2 separate regions of the Homo sapiens genome follow, and region 2 is linked to region 1. The links are chromatin loops, found by intact Hi-C in ENCODE. Cell type or tissue: endothelial cell of umbilical vein. All regions are shown on one strand. Each heading gives the region's core, and the rest is flanking DNA. Links, peaks and the distances in the headings are about the cores only. Region 1 has its middle 16 kb from the start of KIF3C. Region 2 overlaps RAB10 (RAB10, member RAS oncogene family).

What was found. A loop is a pair of places that touch in the nucleus more often than their neighbours do. Peaks named below come from ENCODE experiments on the same cell type or tissue, not always from the same donor. Only the 100,000 strongest peaks of a DNase experiment are listed, where the experiment ranks them.
Region 2: it touches region 1 in a loop (3-fold over the local background); 8 of 110 quality-filtered maps call a loop at or near these places.

The regions. Positions count from the first base shown.
Region 1 is chr2:25,993,156-26,002,905 of GRCh38, reverse strand. It overlaps the pseudogene UQCRHP2. Among named protein-coding and RNA genes, the nearest start is that of KIF3C, 16 kb to the right of the region's middle. In endothelial cell of umbilical vein, for the core only: a CTCF peak has its summit at 4,889 (motif pointing left); DNase peaks (open chromatin) are centred at 695, 1,045 and 4,965; H3K27ac peaks cover 291 bases.
Region 2 is chr2:26,063,757-26,073,506 of GRCh38, reverse strand. The region is part of intron 1 of RAB10 (RAB10, member RAS oncogene family); the gene reads right to left. It overlaps LOC105374333 (a long non-coding RNA gene), which reads right to left. Exons shown (of 2, transcript XR_939851.3): 1 at 1-9,750. Among named protein-coding and RNA genes, the nearest start is that of RAB10, 35 kb to the right of the region's middle. RefSeq lists an enhancer at 4,760-4,809. In endothelial cell of umbilical vein, for the core only: no CTCF peak of the experiment used is centred there; a DNase peak (open chromatin) is centred at 4,736; H3K27ac peaks cover 1,284 bases.

The DNA.
Region 1 (9,750 bases), core at 578-8,577:
AGACTGATTTTCATTTGGGAAGGGGAAACAACAAGGTCAAGTTCAGAGAATGAGCAATGCCGGATGAGGATGACAGAAGGCCTTACTGGCCAATGGCATTCTCTTTGGGGTTCCTCCTTTCAGGCTCAAACAGGCTGTGCCATCCTCTCTGCTGCCCTGGCCCCTCCAGACTCCTTTTCCTCACTCCAAACTCCTTAAAAGCCGCCCGTGCCCCCTAGCTCACCTCCTATACACTCCTCCATCGTCAACACCAGGCCCACCCTGCTGACACACCTTAGAAACGGGTTAGCAGTGTCTCCAAGGATTTTCTTGTTGCTATAGCCAGGCAACAGATACTCTTCAGTTGTAATCTTATTTCATTCATTCATTGTTCATTCATTCATTTACATCAACAAATATTTGTTAGGTCCCGACTACTTATTATATCCCCAATACTGGGGATACAATATTGAACAAGTTTGATGAGTTAAAGATTCTCTGTAAAGGCAGCATCTACTTCTCCCACCCAAGGTGCCACACACATGCACATGCATGCAAGCATATATGTTCACTTTTTCTGTTAACATCCTCCCCAAAGCCTCTGACTTGGGGCCCAGCTGCCAGGCATGTGATCTGTGTGGGACACAGACAAATGGGAAGGAAGTTGGGCTGGGAGCCAAAGGAAACTGGGGAGGAAAGGGGGCAGACAGCCCAGAAGAGGCACCCCAGGACGTGCTTATTTGCTAGTGGCCCAGGGAGTGCATAACTCTGAATGGCAAGCACCCAGTGGAGAAGGGCACCCTGCCAGGGTCTCAGGTTCTGGGCCACTTCAGGCAGTTCTTGAGCCAAGGCCCTTCCCAAAGGGTGAGAGAGGCCCCCAGGGGCCTGGTGCCAGCCTTTCCAGGGGCAAGCAGCCCCAGGAACATGCCTGTCACCTCATCCTCCTTTTCTGAGTCCTTGGCTTTGATCCTGGAGCATGCCACTCCCAGGACTACTCCTGGAGAGGGGAGTCTCTGAGCAGGTCCCCGGATTCTGGGCAAAACACTGGCCTCCTACAGTGTAAGGAGCCAACCAGTCAGGGCTCCAGCTGGCTGAACGCCCACGGGTTCTGGCAATAGAAGGTCCCAGAGTCTTGCTTGCTTTCTTTCCTAGGGAATTATATAACATAAGTGAACAATAAAGAGGAAAAGGAGAAAGAATAGGGGAACAGGAGAAGAGAAGAAAGAGTGGGAAAGGAAGAAGGAGGTGGAGGAGAGTAGTTTTTTAAAAACATAACCCTGATCATATCATTTCTCTGCTTAAAACCTTTTGATAATTTCCTGTTGCTCCTTAGATCAGCCCCTCTCTCCCTCCCTCCCTGCCGGTCCGGCCTTACTGGGGTTCCAGGGCCTAGTAGGATATGTTCACACAGGTCTTGTGGGAAATTGCCCCATGGGGTTGCAGCAGCTGAAACAGAGGTAGCACCATAATGGCCCATCATAAGGAGCATGGGGGAACTACAAAAAGGGGGTGGGGGGCTGGGCGTGGTGGCTCACGCCTGTAATCCCAGCATGTGGGGAGGCCGAGGCGGGCAGATCACTTGAGCTTAGGAGTTGGAGAACAGCCTGGCCAACATGGTGAAACCCTGTCTCTACTAAAAATACAAAAATTAGCCAGACGTGGTGGTGCGTGCCTGTAATCCCAGTTTCTCAGGAGGCTGAGGTGGGAGGATCATTTGAACCTGGGAGGTGGAGGTTGCAGTGAGCAGAGATCGCACCTCTGCACTCCAGCCTGGGTGACAAGAGTGAGACTCAAAAAAAAAAAAAGGGGGGGGGGAGGGGCGTTCAGTCCCAGCTCTGTGACCTCAGGAGAATCATGTCTCCTCTCTAAGCCTCCTTTTCCTCCCCTGTTCAGTGGTCAAAGAGAACAATCCGGCCCTGCCTACCTTACTGGGTTATTATGAGGCTCAGGGGAGATAAAGAATCTAGAAACCCTTTGTAAATTATCAAATACCGAACAAATAAGGCATTGTTCCTACTACTGAGTAAATTACCTTGACAAGTGTTAGAGACCTGCCCCTTTAATCTCATAGAGCTTCTCTTTCTAATAACCTTTTGTGTCATTATTGCACTTTAAGATTTTCAAAGTACTTTTATTTGTATTGTGTCATTTGCTCCTGACACCATCATTGTGTGGGTGGCTGGGCAGGGCTGCCCCTTGCTGGGCATATAAGGGCACAGGCTCAGAGGGGTGAAGTCACCATGAGTCCCGGCATCAGAGGTCCAGCATCACGCGGCATATTGTGGCTGAGCCAGGCCTGAGCTAGGGTTTCCTGACTCCAACTGGGGACCTGCTCCCAGCTCTTGGGGCTGCTCTGCTCCCAGCATTGACCAGCTGTTGTTCTGTTTAGATTCTAAACCTTCAGAGCCCACAGACAGGATCTCCTTTAGGGGGATTCACTTCTCCATAGCAGTGAGCATGGTCTTTGGGTGCAGCTAATTCAGAGGACACTTGAGCCTTTGCCAGTGAGACAGGCTTGGGTTGTTTGCTTGTTTGTTTGTTGAGACAGAGTCTCACTCTGTTGTCCAGGTTGGAGTGCAGTGGCACAATCCTAGTTCACTATAACCTCCACCTCCCAGGTTCAAGTGATTCTCATGGCTCAGCCACCCAAGTAGCTGGGATTACAGGTGTGCACCCCCACGCCCAGCTAATTTTTGTATTTTTAGTAGAGATGGGGTTTCGCCATGTTGACCAGGCTGGTCTGGAACCCTTGACCTCAAGTGATCCACCTGCCTTGGCCTCCCAAAGTGCTGAGATTACAGGCGTGAGCCACCACGCCTGGCCCAGGTTTGGGTTTTAAAAATCGACTCAACCCAGGCTCGTGAGTTTGCCAGGCTCCTTTATCACTCCTTGTGATAGTGGTCAGCAAACAGCCAGGTCACAGGTGTTCATTTTGGACCATCTTGGAAGCCTTCCTCCAAGTGTGGTTCTAACCATACAGGCTGCAGAATGCCTAGGGACTCCATAAAATTCATGGCTCAATCTCACAGCTACTGAGGGTTATTGGTATCCAGGGTTAGCGCTAGGCAAGGAAATCCATGGGTGTTCCCTGACCTGGAGTTGCTCACAGTTGGAGAAACAATACCACACATGAGGATAACAGCAAAGAAGGTGGTACGAGGGCCCTGGATGAAAGATGCTATGAGCTCTCAGAAATGCAGAGATTGGGGCTGGGCATGGGGCTCACGCCTGTAATCCCGGCACTTTGGGAGGTGGAGGCAGGAGGATCACTTGAGCCCAGGAGCTTGCGATTGCAGTGAGCTATGATTGCATCACTGCATTCCAGCCTGGGTGACAAGATCGTCCAAAGTCAAAAAAGAAAGAAAGAAAAAGAAACAGAGTGCTGGGCGTGATGGCTCACACCTGTAATCCCAGCACTTTGGGAGGCAGAGGCAGGAGGATCACCTGAGGTTGGGAGTTTGAGAGCAGCCTGACCAACATGGAGAAACCCTGTTTCTATTAAAAATACGAAATTAGCTGGGTGTTGTGGCACATGCCCGTAATCCCAACTTGGGAGGCTGAGGCAGGAGAATCGCAGGAGGGAGATGTTGCGGTGAGCCGAGATCGCGCCATTGCACTCCAGCCTGGGCAATGAGAGCAAAACTCCGTCTCAGAAAAGGAAAGAAAGAAAGAAAGAAAAAGAGAGAGAGAGAGAGAAAGAAAGCAGGAAGGAAGGAAGGAAGGAAGGAAGGAAGGAAGGAAAGAAAGAAAGAAAGAAAGAGAAAGAAAGAAGAAAGGAAAGAGGGAAGGAAGGAAGGAAGAGAGAAAGAAAAGAAAAAAGAAAAGAGAGAGAGAAAAAGAAAGAGAGACAGAGAAAAAAAAGAAAGAAAGAGAAACAGAAAGAAAAAGAAAGAGGCCGGGCGCGGTGGCTCACGCCTGTAATCCTACCACTTTCGGAGGCCAAGGCGGGTGGATCTCCTGAGGCCAGGAGTTTGAGACCAGCCTGGCCAACATGGCAAAACCCTGTTTCTACTAAAAACACAAAAATTAGCCAGGCATGGTGGCATGTGTCTGTAGTCCCAGCTACATGGGAGGCTGAGGCCAGAGAATCACTTTAACCCAGGAGGCGGAGGTTGCAGGGGGCTAAGAACACGAAACTGCACTCCAATCTGGGTGACAGAGTGAGACTCCATCTCAAAAAAAAAAAAAAAAAAAAAAAAAAGGAGGCTGGGCGCAGTGGCTCACACCTGTAATCCCAGCACTTTGGGAGGCTGAGGTGGGCGGATCACAAGGTCAGGAGATCGAGACCATCCTGGCTAACACGGTGAAACCCTGTCTCTACTAAAAACACAAAAAATTAGCTGGGCGTGGTGGCGGGCGCCTGTAGTCCCGGCTACTGGGGAGGCTGAGGCAGGAGAATGGTGTGAGCTTGCAGTGAGCTGGGAGTTGGAGGTTGCAGTGAGCCAAGATCATGCCACTGCACTCCAGCCTGGGCGACAGAGCGAGACTCTGTCTCAAAAAAAAAAAAAAAAAAAGAGAGAGAGAAAGGAAGAAAGAAAAATAAGGGAGGGAAGGAAGGAAGGAAGGGAGGGAGGGAGGGGGAAAGAGGAAAGAAAGAGAGAGAGAAAGAAAAGCAAGGCAAAGAAAGAGAAAGAAAGGAAGAAAAAAAGAAAAAGAAAGAAAGGAAGGAAAGAAGGAGAGGAAGGAAGGAAGAGAGAAAGAAAGAAAGAAGGAAGGAAGAAAGAGAAAGAGAAAGAAAGAAAGAAAGAAAGAAAAGAAAGAAAGAAAGAAAGAAAGAAAGAAAAAGAAAAAGAAAGAAAGAAAAGAAAGAAAAAGAAAGAAAAGAAAGAAAGAGACAAATAGAGCTCTCTGGGACTCAGAGGCCCTGAGGAAGCTTCCTGGCTGAGGATACCACCCCCAAGTGGTCTCCAAGTCAGCCTGAAACATTCTTGCTGTTTGTGAATCACACTGGGAAACCGCCCTTGCAACATTTCAGGAGGCAAGAGCCTGGACCTTGGTCTGACTGCTGATTGACGGTGAGTCAGGGACCTTGGTCTGACTGCTGATTGACGGTGAGTCAGGGAAAAGGGCATCGGACAGGCAGCCGGGAGACGCAGGGCTTTGTGCCTTGTTCTGCACATGAGCCAAATGAGGAGGACAGATTCAGGCACTTTTCCTATTAAGGTGAAATGCCTGGGAGACCAGAGTTTGGCCCCAACCTTGTTGTCCTGACTTCCCACTGTAGCAGCCTCCTCTGAAATAGGTGATGATTTCAAGAGGGAATGCCAGGCTGGCACTGGCAGTCCCACTCTGAGATTTAAGAAAGAGCAAAGTTTGGCTGGGCGCGGTGGCTCATGCCTGTAATCCCAGCACTTTGGGAGGCTGAGGCAGGCGGATCACCTGAGGTCAGGAGTTTGAGACCAGCCTGGCCAACATGACAAAACCCCATCTCTACTAAAAATACAGAAATTAGCCAGACGTGGTGGCGCACACCTGTAGTCCCAGCTACTTGGGGAGGCTGAGGCAGGAGAATCACTTGAACCCAGGAGGTGGAGGTTGCAGTGAGCCAAGAATGTGCCACTGCACTCCAGCCTGGGTGACAGAGTGAGACTCTGTCTCAAAAAAAAAAAAAAAAAAAAAAAAAAAGAAAAGAAAAGAAAAGAAAGAAAGGAAAAAAAAAAAAGAAAAAAGAAAACAATATACAAGAATATCTTTGTGACCTTGGGGTACAGGAAGAGTTTTTAAGCAAGATCCAAAAAGTGCCAAGCCAAATAAAAGATTGATAAATGTTTCTACATTAAAATTAAGAAATCCTGGCTATAAAAGGGCACTATGAACAGAATGAAAAGTCAAGCCACAGAGATGATGGTTGGAATGCATATAAGCAACAGAAGGCTGAAATCCAAAATAAGCAGTAAGAAAGGCAGGCAACTGAGTCAAAAAATGAGCAATGACTTGAACAGGAAATTCACAGAAAATATGGAAATGCCAAAAAGCATATGAAAGAGTGCTCAATTTTATTTGTTATCAGGGAAACCTAAATTAAAAGCACGAGATACCAAATATCTAAAACTAAGAATGACATTACTAAGTATTGGTGCTGATGTGAAGCAACTGGACCTCATGCACTGCTGGGAGTGCAAATTGTTATGCCCACTTTGGAAAACAGTTTGACACTATCTGAAGTTGAAAATAATGCATTCTCTGTGACCCAGCTATTCCATTCCTAGGTATATACTTGTTATGGTCTGAATGTTTGTGTCTCCCTAAAATTCATATGTTGAAATCCTAACCCCCAAGGTGACAGTATTAAGAGGTAGGGCCTTTGGAAGGTGATTAGATCATGAAGTCATAGCCCCCGTGAATGGGATTAGCACCCTTACAATAAAAGAGGCTGAAGGAACTTCTTTGCTTGTTCTAGCATATAATGACACAGTAAGAAGGTGCCATCTATGAAAGAAGCAGGACACCAGTCACCAAATCTGCTGGTGCCTTGATTTTGGACTTCTCAGCCTCCAGAACTGTGAGCAATAGATGTTTACTGTTTATAAGTTGCCCAGACTATGGTATTTTGTTACAGCAACCAGAACCAACTAAGACAATACCGAACAGAAATGTGTTCAACTTACACAGGGGACATGGACAAGAATATTCATGGCAGCATAATTTGTAATAATCCCAAAGTGGAAACAACCCAAATGTCCATCAGGAGCCGATCATGGGTAGTATATTCATAAAATAGGATATTATATAGTAATAATGAATGGACTATAGATAAAACAAACACAGATAAATCTCTCAAATAAAAAGAAAAAAAAGAGAAAGAAAAGAAAAAAGTTAGGTACATGGCTGGGCGCTGTGGCTCACACCTGTAATCCCAGCACTTTGGGAGGCCGAGGTGGGTGGATCACTTGAGGCCAGGAGTTCGAGATCAGCCTGGCCAACATGGTAAAACCCTGTCTCTACTAAAAATAAAAAAAAAATAAATAAATAAATAAGGAAGGAAAAATAAAAAGAAAAAAGCCGGGTACAAAAGAATACACACTATATAAGTTTACATGAAGTTCAAAAGCAGGCAAACCAAAACCATAATCTTTAGTTGATAAAAGAACAAAGAAAAGGTAAGAATTACCAGAAAAGCTAGGATAGTGGTTACCTTTAACGAGTAAGGGGGAATTCCTGACAGCAGAAAATCCTGCAGGGGGCTTCTAGGATGGTGGCAATATCCTATTTTTGGCCTGGATAATGGGCACATGGATATTGTCTTATAATAATTCTGAGCCAGGCATGGTGGCTCACACCTGTAATCCCAGCACTTTGGGAGGCCGAGGTGGGAGGATCACGAAGTCAGGAGTTCGATACCAGCCTGACCAACACGGTGAAACCTTGTTTCTACTAAAAATACAAAATTGGCTGAGCCTGGTGGCGCACACCCGTAATCCCAGCCACTTGAGAGGCTGAGGCAGGAGAATTGCTTGAACCAGGGAGGCAGAGGTTGCAGTGAGCTGAGATTGGGCCATTGCATTCCAGCCTGGACAACAAAAGTGAAACTCCGTCTCAAATAATAATACTTTTTTAAGCCGTGTGTTTATGTACCATGCACCTTTCTGAATGTGTTTTATTCAATTAAACTATGTGTAATTGCCAATATGCAGTCATTTCTTTTTTTTTGCAGATTGCAGATCACAGAACTTTATTAAGATGAAATCACTGCGAATTACACAGAAGCTACCAGACTAAGCCAAAATCCATGAGGTTCATGTGAACTTACAGTTACAGAAATAAGAAACAAATGGCATATCCAAAACCATAAGGAAATATCCTGATGCCCAGGTGATGAAGCCTGTGGGGAATAAGTCCACACATTTATTTCAAGTTGTTAAAGAGTTTGTGGGCCACGCAATGGTCCGTTGCATGCAAAAAGTCAAAGAGCTCCTCCGTGCAATCCTCTTCTGTATGTGATTGAGAGGATACACACTCATCACAGAGCTCCAGCCACTCCTGGGCCTTTACACATTTCTCCAACTGCTGGCATTGCTCTCTCACTGTTGTTAGGGGATCCTGATGTAGAAACACTAATTCCCCCTCTTCTTCTTCCTCCTCCTTAGGATCTCCAGACTCGGTCAGCATCTTTCGCTCGTCCTCCAGTCCTATGTCTGGCTACGGTTCTGGATTCAACACGAGCAGCAACTGCGGCACCTAATCCACTTCAGGATCTAGAAGGACTTGTAAGAGTCACTCAGCTGATATCCGGCGATCTGGCCTGAAGTCAATATGCCGTCATTATTAACCTACAAAATGAGAATTCATGTGATTCAACCCAGTATTTCACACACACACAAAATAATTTACCAAGGCTGGGCGCGGTGGCTCACGCCTGTAATCTCAGCACTTAGGAAGGCCAAGGCGGGTGGATAACCTGAGGTCGGGAGTTCGAGACCAGCCTGACCAACATGGAGAAAGCCCATCTCTACTAAAAATACAAAATTAGCCAGGCGTGGTGGCACATGCCTGTAATCCCAGCTAATAGGGAGGCTGAGGCAGGAGAATCTCTTGAACCCGGAAGGCAGAGGTTGTGGTGAGCCGAGATCGCACCATTGCACTCCAGCCTGGACAACAACAGCGAAAATCTGTCTCAAAAAAAAAAAAAAAATTACATTAAGTTAAGCAGCCATTCAAAATGATGGTTGTGGCTGGGCACGGTGGTTCACACCTGTAATCCCAACACTTTCAGAGGCCAAAGATGGCGAATTGCTTGAGTCCAAGAGTTTGAGACCAGCCTGAGCAACATAGTGAAACCCCATCTCTACAAAAAATAAAAAACAAAAAAATTAGCGGAGTGCCGTGGTGCTGTAGTCCCAGCTACTTGGGAGGCTGAGGTGGGAGGATCACCTGAGCACAGGAGGTCAAGGCTGCAGTGAAACGTGGTTGCACCACTGCACTCTAGTCTGGGTGACAGAGTGTGACCCTGTCTCAAAAAAAAAAAAAGGAAAAGAAAAAAAGATAGTTGTGAAAACTATTAATAGCTTAATTCACCATTTATTCATTAAGCAAATATCTCCTGGGGTCTTATCATGAACCAGGCATATTTCTTTTTTTTTTTTTTCCCGAGACGGAGTTTCACTCTGTCGCCCAGGCTGGAATGCAAAGGAGCCATCTCGACTCATGGCAACCTCCGCTTCCCGGGTTCAAGTGATTCTCCTGCCTCAGCCTCCCAAGTAGCTGGTACTACAGGTGCCCGCCACCACACCCGGCTAATTTTTGTATTTTTAGTAGAGACGGGGTTTCACCATGTTGGCCAGGATGGTCTCGATCTCTTGTCCTCATGATCTGCCTGCCTCAGCCTTCGAAAGTGCTGGGATTACAGGCATGAGCCACTGTGCCGGGCCTGAACCAGGCATATTTCTAGGCACTGGGAGAAATTATCTCATTGCACATTAATGGGAAGAAGAAAACATAAACAGATAAAGAAATATCTAGAATGTCATATTGTGGTAAGTGCTGTGAAGAAAAACAAAATGGAGTAAGGATATAGGGAATGACAAAGAAGTATTTTAGGAAGCACGGACAAAAAAGCTTCTCTGAGGAGATGACATTTGCAAATACAAGTGAATGACAGGAAGGAGGGAAGCCGAGTGAGACGCTGGGAGAGAGAGCTTGCAGGCAGAGGAAAGAGCAAGTGCGCAGGCCCTCAAGCTGGAAGGTGCTTGGCAGGACTGAGGAACAAGGAGGCCAGTGTTGTTGGATGAGAGTAGGGAAGGGGGGAATAGGAACACATGATACAGGAGAAGG
Region 2 (9,750 bases), core at 1,053-9,052, 70 kb before region 1:
TCCATCTGATCCTGGTGACAGCTACAACATAGTCAGTGGCTGTGGCTTGAGCTCATAGGCAACACAATGGTGGGAAGCCCAGTACAATGGCAATAGCCCAATAGTTTTACCAGTAGTAACAACGAGAACAGTTCTTGCTTAATCAGCAAAGGGATACCTCTAGCAGCTCAGCAACAAGTACAGGTTTAGGGAGATCCAGTCCAGACAAAACAGCAGTTTGCTGATCTCTGGTTAATAGCCCCTTCTCCCATTTGTTCCTCTAGCCCTTCCATCACTTTTGAAACAATTCCTGCATTAAATCCTTCTCTACTTTTAAAATCAACAACACTATTCCCAAATCAAACCTGAAGTGGTTCCTGTTTTTCTGATGGGACACTAACTACCAATACACACCAAATCTCTTACTCTCTCAAGCTTAAGAGATAAGCTTGAGATAAATCTCATCACTGAAACTTGGATCAAATCTATTACATAGAAGCAATGAAAGAAGTACACCAATGCTTCTCAAATTTTTTGTTCTGCAAACTCCTTTACACTCCTCAAGTTCCTGAGGATCTCAACAAACTTTTGTGTAGGTTCTATAAATTCATATTTACCATATTACAAATTAAAACTAAGAAAACAATTTAAGTATTTAATGCAATTTAAAATAAATCCAATCCATGTTAACATAAATGACATTTTGTTAAAAATTACTATATTTTCCAAAACAAAACTGCAACTTTAATGTTTAGCTTAATAGATAACACTTGGATTATACCTGCTTCTGCATCCAATTTATTGTAATATGCTGTTTTGGCTGATGAAGCATACAAAGAATATGAAGTATATGAAGAAAATCTAGCTACAAACAGATATGTTGCTAGAAAAGGGAGGAGTATTTTAAGAACCTATTCAGATAATCCTAAACATTATTCTTCAACACTACAAAGCTCAGCAAGTAATTTCTTTTTTTCTTCTTTTTTTGCATGAGTCACAAGGAACAAGCAGTAATTTCTTAAACATTAGTTGCAAGGTAGAATCTGAAACCCTGTCAATGGTGTTTTCATGTTCTATTATTATTTTTATTATTATTATTATATATGTATTTTTTAGATGGAGTCTCACTCTGTCGCCAGGCTGGAATGCAGTAATTTGATCTCAGCTCACTGCAACCCCCACCTCCCGTGTTCAAGTGATTTTCCTGCCTCAGCCTCCCGAGTAGCTGAGAATACAGGTGGGTGCCACCATGCCCAGCTAATTTTTGTATTTTTAGTAGAGACCAGTTTCACCATGTTGGCCAGGATGGTCTCAATCTCTTGATCTCATGATCCAGCCGCCTCGGCCTCCCAAAGTGCTGGGATTACAGGCGTGAGCCACCGCACCCAGCCATGTTCTATTATATTAAAATCCATCAGTTACTTTGCACTCTGAATAGGTCTTTTTATCTGCGCAATTTTATAACAGCATGTATTGGTCATTTGGAAATTAATAGTTCATTAACACAGTTCTTCCAAATGTTGGCGTATTTCATTATACAATATGAAAAAAATAATATTATCACCATGGACCTCATCAAGAGAGTATGTACAGAAAAGCTGTCACACTCACAGCAGCAGACACAAGTTTTCCAAATATATTTTATTTATTTATTTTTTTAAGAGACTGAGTCTTGCTCTGTCACCCAGGCTGTAGTGCAGTAGTGTAATCACAGCTCACTTCAGGCTCAAACTCCCAGGCTCAAACAATCCTCCCGCTTCAGCCTCTTGGGTAGCTGGAATTACAGGCAAGAGTGACCTTGACTGGCTCAAAATTCCAAACTTCCTTTTTTTTTTTTTTGAGATGAAGTCTCACTCTGTCACCCAGGCTGGAGTTGCAGTGGTGCCATCTTGGCTCACCGCAACCTCTGCCTCCCAGGTTCAAGCAATTCTCCTGCCTCAGTCTCCCAAGTAGCTGGGATTACAGGTGCCCACCATCATGTCTGGCTAATTTTTGTATTTTTAGTAGAGATGGGGTTTCACCATGTTGGCCATGCTGGTCTTGAACTCCTGACCTCAGGCGATCCACCCGCCTTGGCCTCCCAAAGTGTTGGGATTACAGGAGTGGGCCACCGCGCCTGGCCAAAATTCCAATCTTAAAAGCATAAATTTTATCAGTGGCAACAAATACTGTCACTTCATTCATTCAAGACAGTATCTGCCAAGGACTCAAGTCTGAATAACCATAGTTTGCCAGTTGTTCTTTCAAGGATAAATGATGTTCTATAAAAATGGTGGCCAATCCAAACAATTTCACAAGTGCCTTTGCTTGAGACAACCATCACTGTCTCAAAACGAGGCAGAAGTGCTTTATATTTACCTCCCATTTCATCATACACCAAAAAGATATATGCTCAAAGGTCAAGATTTAACAAAAATTAATTCTACTTCATCAAGGATATTCTTGAGGAAAATTATTTTAGTTTTCTCTTGTGAGTACATGGTGGTAAATACAATGACTACTAGTCCAGCTTGGTTCCATTGTCTTGATTCATGCTAAGGTCAGCAATTTTACATACCATTGCTTCTGTACCATCAGTACAAGCATCAACATAGTGAAAAAGGCAAATGTCTTAGAATTATTATGAAAAGTTTTGACCTTCTGGTCAAAAAAACTCCCTAGGTGGTGGTCAGTGGGGATCCACATGTTGAAAACCACTGAGAAACAATTACATTTGGTGAGAATTTACATGCCATACAATGGGATGCTTCTATTATGTATTCATTTGCTCCTTGCAATAATCTTAAAAGACATTTTTTAAACTGTAAGAAAATTTAGGTGGAACCAAAAGACAAATCCAAATGTTTCTATAATTACAAAGCTTTCCATCGCTATGTTTAAGATTTGGCTCTGATATATTTGTCATATTATCAAGGGCAGGTCATTAAACTCTGCTTCCTTACCTGTAAAATGATAATAGTTACCTACATAGCTTGCCCTCTTCATAATATTGTACAAGGTTCACAAGAAGGAAAACAGTACTCTAAAATTTTTCTTAAACTATTTTAAGTATGATGAAACGAACAAAACTCAATTCCGAGAATAAAAAAATCCTTGAGGTTCAAAAAGATAGTCACTTTAAGTGACTGTGAAAATGTACCTATGTTTTAAAACAGGTGAAAAACAGATAAAACCAGATTTAATACTACTTCACTGAAATCACACAACTACTTGATTTAATCTAGTCTTTTCCCACCATTTCCTTTTGAGCTCTCAAGCATATCTGCCTGTAGCAAGTTCTCATCTGCACACGTCCTAGAAAAGCCAAAAGCAAATTCTCTACTCTGAAAAACTGAGGCCAAGAAGGCCACATCCTGTGATAAAGCCAAGGACGCATAATTTCAAGTCCAAGGATCTCTAGAAGAATTCGTGTAGCTGCACATCCATTATAGCTCAATATAACACAATGCAGAGTGAATATAAATCTAAGACTGACACACACACACCTCCCCCAAACCAAGATTATTGTCAAAAGTATCGGAGGCCAGGTGCGATGGCTCACGCCTGTAATCCCAGCACTTTGGGAAGCCGGGGAGGGCAGATCACTTGAGGTCAGGAGCTCGAGAGCAGCCTGGCCAACCATGGCGAAACCTCATCTCTATTAAAAACACAAAAATTAGTGGGGCATGGTGGCACGTGCCTGTAGTCCCAGCTACTTGGGAGGCTGAGGCAGAAGAATCACTTAAACCTGAGAGGTGAAGGCTGCAGTGAGATGAGATCATGCCACTGCTCTCCAGCCGGGGCAACAGAGTGAGACCCCATCTCAAAAAAAAAAGTATCTGAGTAGTTGTTTTTCCTTTTTTCTTTTTTTTTGGGGGGTAGGGGGGCAGAGTCTCGCTCTGCCGCCCAGACTGGAGTGCAGTGGTGCGATCTGGGCTCACTGCAACCTCCACTTCCTGGGTTCAAGTGATTCTCCTGCCTCAGCCTCCCAAGTTGCTGGGATTACAGGCGCCCACCACCATGCCCAGCTAATTTTTGTATTTTTAGTAGAGACAGGGTTTCACCACATTGGCCAGGCTGGTCTCAAACTCCTGACCTTGTGATCCTCCCACAGTGCTGGGATTACAGGTGTGAGCCACCAAGCCCAGCCAGTTGAAGTTTTTTTAAATGCCCTTCTATTATCCTCAGGATATGTCTCAAAAAGTTTAAATTATAGAAAAAAATCTGTAAATCCCAAAGAACACTACAACTCAGCATTAATCCTAAAACTGTTGGGGTTATCTCTTTTACTAGTGGGAAACATGCAGTTTACTGTGCAACTAGCCAAAGGCCTGCTAATGCTGATGGGACCATTAGCCTCAACCATGGTTCTACTGCAGAAATGAAAACCACCTTACCAAAGCCAACTTTTTGGGCATTAAAATTTCAAAGCATCTCAATGCTGTTCAGAGGGCAAATAGGCTATATTAGACATTAAGAAAGAAATTATCAGTTGAAATTAAGAATATATATGTGAGAGATTACAGAAAAGCTTAAGACAAACTAGAAATTCTTAAATTCAAACTGCCACTAAAATGGAAGGCAGTGCATCAGTAGTTCCTGAGCTATGTGTACTGTATTCTCTCCCCCACGAAGAGATAATCTGCATGAAAACAATAAGTGAAACATTTTTGAAACAGCTCTTTCATCTGACTTCTACAGAAGAGGTAAAATGTGTCATCACTAAATTTGCTTAGCTGGTTTTAAGCCTTGCCCACAACGTCTGAGGAAATGACTCAGCAAGACTCAGCCCATATGTTAACCAGAGTTAAGCGATTAACACAATTAAAGTTAAGCACACATTTCTCAAACACGCCCAATTTACAGATAAAGAAAGAGGCTCAGAGTTTAAATGACTTGCTCAAGCTCACAAACCAAATTAACTATGATCAGAACTCTGTCTCTTGGCTCAGGATTGTCTGATGTATTTGGCACTAAAAAGATCACCTCAAAAAAAAAATTAAAGGCTCACTGTCACAGTCACTGACAGGTATTTTCACATATAATCGCTCATAATCCTTAAAGATTAAATAGTATACAGTAAGAGTTTAAACACATCTTTGATAAGTCTTTAATTAGAAAATTCCAACTCCAATCCATTTTCCACATTTTCTGGGCCAACCATCTTTTAAAAATTGAATCTAACCATGTCACATCCCTGCTCAAACCTTCCATGGAATTCGAATCCTTAGCATGGACTACCAGGCTCTGCACAATCTGGCTCAAACCCACGTCTTCAACATCTATTGCTTCTGCTAGCCTCACAAGTCACATTTGCAACACACATCATCTTTCAGTTCTTTGAACTCAAAAAGCTCCTTTACTAAGGACCTTTTTGTGCCCACTTCCTCTGCCTGGAATGATGTTCTTCTACCTAACTTCTAATCATATCTCATGTAGCAGTATAAATGTCATTTCCCCAGGACAGCATTCTCTAGGCCACCTGACCATCCTCTGAAATAGATTAATTAATAACCTGTTTATTCTCATTTTACTAACTAGAGAACTACTCTGGTTTGATGTTTCTGTTTACTTGATGAACATATATCAACCCCCCAGCAAATTCTGCTGCAAGTATGGTGACCATAAGTCTGTTTGACCTCAAGTCTTCATTTATGATTGGTGTTTCCAAACATCGTGTACAAATCTACTGTCTTAGACTTTACATTTTTAACAAAGTTGCATCAAAATAAGTATTGATGGTTTCACAGACATTGAATTGGTGTTTCTAACTTCTGACAAGGTCTTACACAGTAGTCATGTGAGATGTGCATTGTAAACAGCTATCACATTTTAACACATGATTAAATCTAACAAGATGACTAGTGGTAGTCTGCCTCTTTTCTTAACCCTTTACAAATTTGAAACAATTGACATTTTCCTTTTTAGGACACCAAGTCAATATCAAGTATGGTAACAGGCAGCTAACTCCCTCCTTCAGGTGTTGACAGTTGCTGGAAGGAGAATATTCAAGGCTGTTGCCCCCATCCATCATCTGTGCCATGGCCAGTTCCTCAGCCAACAAGAAGCCATCAAAATACTGTCAGTGAGATCAGTAGGAAACATGGAAAAAATATGTACATAGGAAATGTGTATGAGTGGTCCTTTCATAGAGTATGCAGATACAGTATAAACCCCTTTTGCTACAATGACCTTTTCATTGTTACACAGTGTATATCTACAACTAATCTATGTATTTTTAAATAAGCCCTTTAGATAGCAATGCACTCAAGTATATATTTAAAGTGGTAACAATGACTTCAAGCAGCAAATCTGAAGAAGCATCAACATTTGGCTAGGTGAGGTGGTCCACACTTGTAAACCTAGCACTTTGGAAGGCCACGGCAGGAGGATCACTTGAGCCCAGGAGTTTGAGACCTGCTTGGGCAACATAGGGAGACCCCGTCTCTACAAAAAATACAAAAAATAGAGCGGCATGGTGGCTCACACCTATAATCCCAGCACTTTGGGAGGCTGAGGCAGGTGGATCACTTGAGGTCAGGAGTTCGAGACCAGCCTGGCCAATGTGGATAAACCCCATCTCTACTAAAATACAAAAATTAGCCTGGCGTGGTGGCATGTGCCTGTAGTCCCAGCTACTCAAGAGGCTGAGGCAGAAGAATCACTTGAACCTGGGAGGTGGAGGCTGCAGTGAGCCGAGATTGTGCCACCGCACTTCAGCCTGGGTGACAGAGTGAGACTCCGTATCAAAAAAAAAAAAAAAAAAAAAAATTGATGGCATGGTTTTGCTGTGTCCCCACCCAAATGTCATCTTGAACTGTAGTTCCCATAATCCCCAAGTGTCATGGGAAGGACCCGGTGGGAGGTAATTGAAACACAGGGGTGGTTACCTCCATGCTGTTCTCATGATAGCGAGTTCTCACAAGATCTGATGGTTTTGTAAGGGGCTTCGCTCCTCTCATTCTCTCTCCTGCCGCCCTGCCTTCCACCATGACTGTAAGTTTCCTGAGGCCTCCCCAGCCATGAGGAACTGTGAGTCAATCAAACCTCTTTTCTTTATAAATTACCCAGTCTCTGGTATTTCTTCATAGCAGCATGAGAACAGACTAATACAATCAACATTTAATTCAAAGGCAATAAGCAGTTATTGTAAAATTGTGTCTGAAAATGACAATACATGCAGCTGTAAAAGATGCCTTTACAAAACATTCTATGAAACATAACTTGTAATTAGATCCAATGACTGTTCTTCTAAATTAATCTTTTTTTTTCAATTCCAAGTTTTCTTGTCCACTGGAAAAAAAAATCGGTAATTGTTCATGTTGGCTTCACTAGCAGAAATTCCCAGAGACAACTGATGCAAGTTTATCACTATCATGAGACCTCTTCCATAGAAAAACCATCATCACATTAACTGCTTGATTTCTTTCATCCAATTCATGGAATCAAAATAAAGCTTTTGAAAGTTAACTCTGTTCAAAGTAAAACATCTCATATTACTGTGTATGTTGTGAATTGTTTAAAAACATGTAACACTGAAGATAAAATTTTTGTTTTAGTGATGATGAGAATACAAATATTGGTTAAGTAGACTGTCATGGTAAAAACAATATTCCCACTAAGCTAAAACAAAAAAAGGATAAAACAAAAAATATACTTGAAATGATTATGGAGTATACATTACTCATAACTATATGCAAAAAGACTATAATATTTTACCAACTGAAAGATACGCTGTAGATGTGGAAATGTACAAATATACATAGTAACTGAACTATAAAATCTGTGATCAAGATGACAATTTACATATTAAATACATATAAATGACAGCATGTGATTTCTGTTACATGTCAATGATATTTTTGGAAATGTTTGAGCCTTTGAAGAACTACTTCATAAATCAACTTAAGTGTCCTACAATGGTATCAAGTTTTATAAATGAGTCTTCTGATTTTTGGTTGAATGTTTTTTAAAATCATTAAATATTTTCTAATCAGTTGGAAATATTCAATCAAAGTATTCAATAAACTGAAGTGCCACAAAAAAAAAACCTTCAGGTTTTGAAGTCTTTGGCAAACTGTAGTTGTTGAAAACAAAAGCTTGCAAACAGGGAAGTGCCAAATGAAAGTGTTGACCATTTCCAACTTATCAACCATAAAATACAACTTAGAGGGCTGTAAAAAATTATATTAAATATATATAGCCATACTGGAGAAAACAATCCAGAAAAACACAAGGAACATGGCATTAGAGATACAGCTAATAAAGGCACATGAAAATGCACAAAGAATGATTCTACCTGGGTCATGTTTTTTTTTTCTTTTTCTTTTTTTCTTTCTTCTTAGAGTCATGTTTTTAACAAGCACTGCTGTTTGGTCAGTCAACAAACACACTGAATACTCACTATGGGCACAATGAAAAACTGAGAATGCCTAATGGCTGGAATGACCATGTGACTTATTATCCAAACTGAAACACTCTTTTAAAGAGCCAGCGTCTTGCTCTGTCACCCAGGCTACAGAGCCTGCAGTGGCGCGATCAGAGCTCACTGCAGCCTCTAACTCCTGGGCTGAAGAGATCCTCCTGCCTCAGCCTCCTGAGTGGCTGGGATTACAGGTACACACCACCATACCCAGCTAAGACAGTGAGTGTGTGCGCACATGTGTGGAGACAGGAGTCTTGCTAGGTTGACTACACTGGTCTCCGACTCCTGGCTTCAAGAGATCCTCCCACTTCAGCCTCCCAAAGTGCTGGGATTACAGGCATGAGCCACCACACCCAGCCCAAACTGAAACATTCTTGAAAGAGAAAGAGGGTGTTAAAATGATTACATAATTTGTTGAAATATTTGTTCATCTGTTGAATAATTTGTTCATTTTTACTTATTTAAAAACTATTTTCAGGCTGTGCACAGTGGCTCCCAGCACTGTAACCCCAGCATTTTGGGAGGCCAAAGCAGGCAGTTCACTTGAGCTCAGGAGTTTGAGACCACCCTGGGCAACATGGTGTACACCCCATCTCTACAAAAAATGAAAAAAAAAATTTTTTTTTCCCAAAAAATTAGCCAGGCGTGGTGGCACACCCCTGTAGTCCCAGCTACTCAGGAGGCTGAGGTGGGAGGATTGCTTGAGCCCAGAAGTGGAGGTTGCAATGAGCAGAAATGCATCCCAGCCTGGGTGGCAGAATGAGACCCCACCTCAAAATACAAAAACAAACACTCTACAAAAACTATTTTCAAAAACAGTTGTATTCATTAAAGCAAAAATAAACGTCTGCAATCACCAAAGCAAAAGCTTCTGTGCTTATACATCCTTGGCTTTATCACAGGATTTGGACCTCATTATTATTTATTAATTACAAAGGGGAAGAGTACTTTCAATGAAGAAATATGGCAGGCTATATCCTACCAAAAAGCTCAAATTTATTATCTCCAAAAATAGAACAAAAGGACATTAAGCAGCTCCTACTGGATGAATTGAGAAAGACATTACCACCAAGGCGGGCAGATCAGCTGTGGTCAGGAGTTCGACACCAACCTGGCCAACACATAGTGAAATCCCATTATCTACTAAAAATTACAAAAATTAGCTAGGCATAATGGCACACACCTGTAGTCCCAGCTGCTTGGGCAGCTGAAGCAGGAGACTCATTTGAACCCGGGAGGCAGAGGTTGCAGCGAGCTGAGGTCACGCCACTGCACTCCAGCCTGGGCGACAGAGTGAGACTCTTGTCTCTCCAAAAAAAATGGTGAGAAAACAAATTGTGAAACATTCTATTAAGACTCATCGAAAA